Regions from separate parts of the Homo sapiens genome. Here region 2 is linked to region 1. A link is an interaction called in ENCODE POLR2A ChIA-PET data of the cell type or tissue named here. Cell type or tissue: GM12878. All regions are shown on one strand. Links, peaks and the distances in the headings refer to the core of each region. The heading gives the core; the rest is flanking DNA. Region 1 overlaps ME3 (malic enzyme 3). Region 2 overlaps ME3 (malic enzyme 3).

Evidence for each region. Peaks named below come from ENCODE experiments on the same cell type or tissue, not always from the same donor. Only the 100,000 strongest peaks of a DNase experiment are listed, where the experiment ranks them.
Region 2: POLR2A ChIA-PET joins it to region 1 with 5 read pairs; 6 of 35 experiments call an interaction of 5 or more read pairs at or near these places.

The regions. Positions count from the first base shown.
Region 1 is chr11:86,502,532-86,505,552 of GRCh38, forward strand. The region is part of intron 5 of ME3 (malic enzyme 3); the gene reads right to left. Among named protein-coding and RNA genes, the nearest start is that of CCDC81, 130 kb to the left of the region's middle. RefSeq lists silencers at 1,372-1,572, 1,709-1,778. In GM12878, for the core only: no CTCF peak of the experiment used is centred there; a DNase peak (open chromatin) is centred at 1,730.
Region 2 is chr11:86,573,815-86,576,574 of GRCh38, forward strand. All of the region lies in intron 2 of ME3 (malic enzyme 3), which reads right to left. Among named protein-coding and RNA genes, the nearest start is that of ME3, 97 kb to the right of the region's middle. In GM12878, for the core only: no CTCF peak of the experiment used is centred there; no DNase peak of the experiment used is centred there.

The sequences.
Region 1 (3,021 bases), core at 270-2,769:
CCTGCTGTGGATTAACAAGTTCAGAGAGAAGACACTGCACCCTGTTTTTCGTGACATCAATGGACCTTACGCTGGGAGCCACTAGTTCTGCAAATTGTCAAAAGGCTGAGGGCAAACCTGGGCAGCATCCTTGAACTTTAAAGCCAAGCAAACTTTTCTACAACAACAGAATCACATTTTCCTTGTTTGGAAGAGTTTTATAATTCATAACTCCCCTGTCTCTCTGATGGCTCAGGGGAGGTTTGGGGGAGGCTGTGCCATATTCTTCCTTTGCCCACCTGCCTCAGACCTAAGGCCTTTTCTGAATTATTGCCCACACCCTTTAGTTTGGGTGGACCCAATGGGACTGACCCAATACTGACCTGAGGATCAAATGTCCTTGCTTGCTCTGGAGCTTCCTTGGACTTGTAGCTATGGTCATAGCTACAAGGGTTGCCCACAGTGCTGTTTATACAACCCTCTTCTTCCTCTTTTGTTTCATCCTTCCTTCTCATCTTTCCTTTTATCCTCCTCCTCCTCTTCTTCTGCTTCTCCCTCTCTCTCTTTCTACCGCAAAAATAATGCACACTTCTTAGTTTCAAATCTTGGTTCCACTTCTCCCTTGCAAAGAACCTAACCTCTCAGCTTCCTTGTCTATAAAATGGGGATAACAATAGTCCCTACCTCTTACAGGGTTGCCATGAAAATCCAATGAGTTAATCTATGTAGAGCACTTGGCATCATACCGCATGAGGTGGATACGATGATGTGCTGCCCAGATCCTCCTGCAGGAATGAAAGAGTTATTTTCCCAGCTGTATCCTCAGATATCAGCCCACTTAGGGGAATTTCCTCTACTGAAAAGAGCCACCTTGCCCAAAGCCACACCTCCTTCCAAGGGCAGCCCCATATAGGAATCTAGAGACCCACTCCTCTGCCTCACTTCTGGATGCATTTGAAGGGCCATCCCAGGTCCAGAGCCTCCTCAGGGGCTCAGCGAGCCTTGCTTGAGATCTTACGGCAGCCCAACCTCTCCTTCTGCTCTATCCTGTTTCCTTCCTTGCCACAAGTGTTGACTGACAAAAGAGCACTCCCTAATACGTCTCTGAGACTGTTTTTCAGGAAATCTAACCTCTGACAATGAGCACAGAGTGGGGTTTAACACAGACTGGGCCAATGCATGATAGGTAGGCACTTGGCACTAGCAATCCGCTCTAAGTATAAACACCTAAGTGGCTGTTTACAGAGGATGTGCCCAGTAGCAGAGGAGGGTCCCTTGGCTCTCAGAACCTCCTCCTGCGAAGCTCCTGGGACTGGGGTGAGGGAGAGATTTAGGAGCTTGGGAAAACTGTTAGGGAGGAGGCTATTCTCAGCTGGACCTTCCTATAGGCTCCAGGCAATGGCCACTGTGGGAAAAAGTCAGAAAAGCAGTTCTCACTCCTCTTTGTGATTTACGCTGGACAGCTCAAGGCAGCCTGGCCTGGCCCGCCCCCTCCTTCCTGAAAAGCAAGTCCCACAAAACTTCGTGGTCTCCCCAGCCCTGGGCTTTGGCTCCATTTCCATCGCAGCCTACTTTTCTTACATTGCAGTTTTCAACTCTGCTTTCTTGCTGGGAAACCATAGAAAGTCATTTTTTACTTTCTGAGTTGATTCAGAGGCTCCTCTGAACCACTCCTCTTTCTAGGCAAGCAGCTAGCAACAGGCCTAAAGATACCTGTGCCTTGAAAAACTCTGTCTCCCCCACTTAGCAGTTGCTGGAGAAATGACTTAGAACCACAGCTCTGGGCTGGGCACCAACACTTAATTGTGGGTAACCTCAGACAAGTCACTTAACCTCAGTTTGCTCATCTGAGACACAACCCTATACATTCTTTTTTTTTTTTTTTTTTTTTTTTTTTGAGACAGAGTCTCACTACTCTCTCCCAGACTGGAATGCAGTGGCCTGATCTCGGCTCACTGCAACCTCTGCCTCCCAGGCTCAAGTGATTCTCCTGCCTCAGCCTCCCGAGAAGCTGGGAGGACTACAGGTGTGTGCCACCACACCCAACTAATATTTGTATTTTTAGAAGAGACGGGGTTTTACCATGTTGGCCAGGCTGGTCTCAAACTCCTGACCTCAGGTGATCTGCCCACCTCGGCCTCCCGAAATGCTGGGATTACAGACTTGAGCCACTGTGCCCAGCCCTTTTTTGTTTTCGTTTTTGAGACAGAGTCTTGCTCTGTTGCCCAGGCTGGAGTACAGTGGCACAAGGTTCACTGCAACCTCCGCCTCCCGGGTTCAAGCTATTCTCCTGGCTCAGCCTCCTGAATAGTTGGGACTACAGGCGCCTGCCACCACGCCAAGCTCATTTTTATATTTTTAGTAGAGATGAGGTTTCACCATGTTGGCCAGGCTGTGCTCAAACTCCTGACCTCAAGTGATCCGCCCGCCTCAGCCTCCCAAAGTGCTGGGATTACAGGCGTGAGCCACCATGCACAGTCTCACTCCTACACATTCTTCAGGACCCACACTGGGGGTTTCAGAAGTCCTTACTCCAACTTCTCCCAGTGACTGTGGGAACAGAATGAAGTAGTGAAGAAGAGGTTCTGCATCAGTTCCCAAGTGCTATGAAAGAATGATGAGCAGAGACTCCCTACCTAGGTAGGGAGACCTTCCTCTCCACTTTCTAAAGTAACTGAAAAATACACATCAGAAAACAAGAAAGACTGTGGCTTGGAAATTCTAAACCTTTAAAAGGGCACCTAGGGGTGGGGGGGGAGGAACCTCCAGAAAAAGGCCAGTGGGTAGGGCAGGGAGGGGTCTGGGGTAAGCCAGAGGCAGTCCAATCAGCTCTAGTGGACCTGTTCACATGCCAAACTACAGGCCCAATATTCAGAGCTCCTGGCTTTTCCAGAGAAGCCAGAAATCCAAGTGCTTGGATATATATTTCTCATGAAATCTCCTGATTTAAAAATGTTGCCTACAAATTCAAAATGTTGGAAAACCACTAAGAGCCAAATCAAATATGTTTAGGGGTCGAATCATTTGACTGCTCATTTGTGG
Region 2 (2,760 bases), core at 1-2,500, 71 kb after region 1:
AGTTTATTGAGAGCTTTTAACATAAAAGGATGTTGAATTTTATTGAAGGCCTTTTCTGCATCTATTGAGATAATCATGTGGTTATTGTCATTGGTTCTGTTTATGTGATATGTTGCGTTTATTGATTTATGTATGTTGAACCAGCCTTGCATCCCAGGGATGAAGCTGACTTGATTGTGGTGGATAAGCTTTTTGATGTGCTGCTGGATTCAGTTTGCCAGTATTTTATTGAGGATTTATTGAGGTCATTTATATTCCTCTCTAAACTGGTTATTCTAGTTAGCAGGTCCTGGAACATTTTATCAAGGTTTTTAACTTCCTTCCTTTGGGTTAGAACACGTACCTTTAGCTCAAAGGAGTTTGTTATTACCCACCTTCTGAAGCCTACTTCTGTCAATTCGTCAATCTCATTCTTCATCCAGTTTTGTGCCCTTGCTGGAGATGTGTTGAGATCATTTGGAGGAGAAGAGGCATTTTGGCATTTGGAATTTTCAGCTTTTTGCACAGGTTTTTCCTCATCTTCCCGGATTTATCTACCTTTGATCTTTGAGGCTGATGACCTTTGGATGGGGTATTTGTTGCCGGGGGGGGGGGGGGTGTCTTTTTTGTTGATGTTGTTGTTGTTGTTGTATTTGCTTTCTGTTTGTTTATTTTTCTTCTAACACTGAGGCCCCTCTTCTGCAGGTCTACTGCAGTTTGCTGGAGATCCACTCCAAGCCCTGTTCACCTGGGTATCACCAGTGGAGGTTGCAGATCAGCAAAGATTGCTGCCTGCTCCTTCCTCTGGAAGCTTTGTCCCAGAGGGGCACTGGCCTGATGCCAGTCAGAACTCTTTTTCCGGCAGAGTTCCTATGTGACATATGACTACAGAAGAGTCATAAGTCACAGCATTCCAGACAACTGCTAGGCTTCCCATGTGGAGGCTTCCTCTTGTAATCTGAGAGAAGACTCAGTACGTCAACTTTCTCGTAGTCGCTCTTAAAAGGAAGGGGCGGGAAAGTTTTTAAAGTCAAAAAACTCTGTAAAACAGCTGCTGAAGAAGTTTTCTTTATAAGCTTCTGAGTTTCAAAGGAGGTACCACTTTAAAAAGCCTTCCATGTGAAGGTATCTGCAAATTCCAAGGATGTTCACTCCATTTTCTGTGAACACTGGCAGCTTGCAACCCTGACAGGTTGTCCAGCCTGGGCAGGGGCCAACTTGTTCTCAGATGCAGCAAGGTGTGGGTGTGGACACAGCCTGCTTTCAGTGTATGGGAAGCAGTCATAGTAAAAAAGGCATCACTCTCTGCCCTTGAAACATATCTCAAGGTCTTCATACAGCTTCTAACATTTTTAAAATGTGCTTCTAATAACTGTTGTGCCAATGCATTAAACAGCCATTGGAGACAAAACCCTTTGGAAAATGTGCTCCAGGGTGAACTCCTCATGCTTGCTGTCACCTCCACCCCACGTAAGCTTCTGGTTCCAAGTTACTAGGATAAATGCGGCAAAGATGTAGAGGGTCCACTTTAGCTAATGTTCTTACCCTCTTGTCACATTACGAAAGGGAGTTATTTCTCTAGACCTTGGTTTTACCTGTCTGGGAAATGGGAATAATATGTACCTCATCTACTTTACAGAGATGTAGGTGATTCAGCAAAGATAATGTGCAAGGAAATGATTTGGAATATAAATATTAAAGTTATTAACAATGATAGGAATAACTAATGTAGCATCATTGGCCCCTTTCTCTGAGATAAGAATAAACTTGGGACTGTTGGCAATCATTTCTGAGAGGACTTGGTTGCCTTTTAGAGGAGACAGAGATGAAGTGGATGACGTGCTCCCCCCCAGGTTGGGTGCAGTGACTCACACTCCCTCAGAGCTTCATGCACGCCTCTACCAGGCTTCAACATATTGCCTTGCAACTATCTATTTGTGAGTCTGTTCTCCCCGAAGACAGGGCCATGACTTGGTCTTATTCATTTTTGCAACCGCAATACAATGCTAGTACATAGGTACTTTATAGCATGTGTTAAATAAATGAACAAATGAATGAAAGTCTGTGAGTCCCACTTTATCAAGAAAGTTGGTGTAGGGGGCCCTTAGTGGTTGATAAAGTGGAGTGTGAAATTGTGAATAAGAGCTGGGCTTTGGAATCAGGCAGTTCTGGGTCTGAAAGTCTGCAACTTCTAGTTTTGTGATGTTGAGCATATCATTCAACTCTTGAACAGAAGTTTGCTCATCGACAAAGCTGGAATAATAATCCCTGCTTCAAATGCTGATTTATGAGGATTATATGTAATAAGATATGCCAAGTCTTCACCACTAAGTACTCAGTGAGTGGTAGGTAGCTAACATCGTTATTTGTTCCTTAAAAACAAAGATGAGGACATGATTAATTCTCTGTGAGAAGCTTAGAGGAAAGTGGTTGGGGGAGGTGGATAACCAAGGCTTTTTGGAGGAGGTGACAGGAGGTAACTAAAGAGAGGAGGCCAAGAGAAGTTGCCACACAGATCTTAATGATAGTAACAGGCACTGCCGCCTCCCCTCTGCCTCAGTGCACTTCAAACCTTTGGAGGCGAGAGGAGGTCAAGGTGGAGAGAGGAACAGTGTCCATCCCCAGCACCCAGCCTCTCCTGTCCATTCTGCTTCTATTCACCCTTCCCTCCTGGGGCTTTCTGCAGCTGAAATCTCAGAGTGGGGCTCAGGAGGACCACTTCTTCCATGTGCTGCCTGCCTGAGCAAGCTCAGGGCAGATCAGCTCTTGCACTGTCCCCTG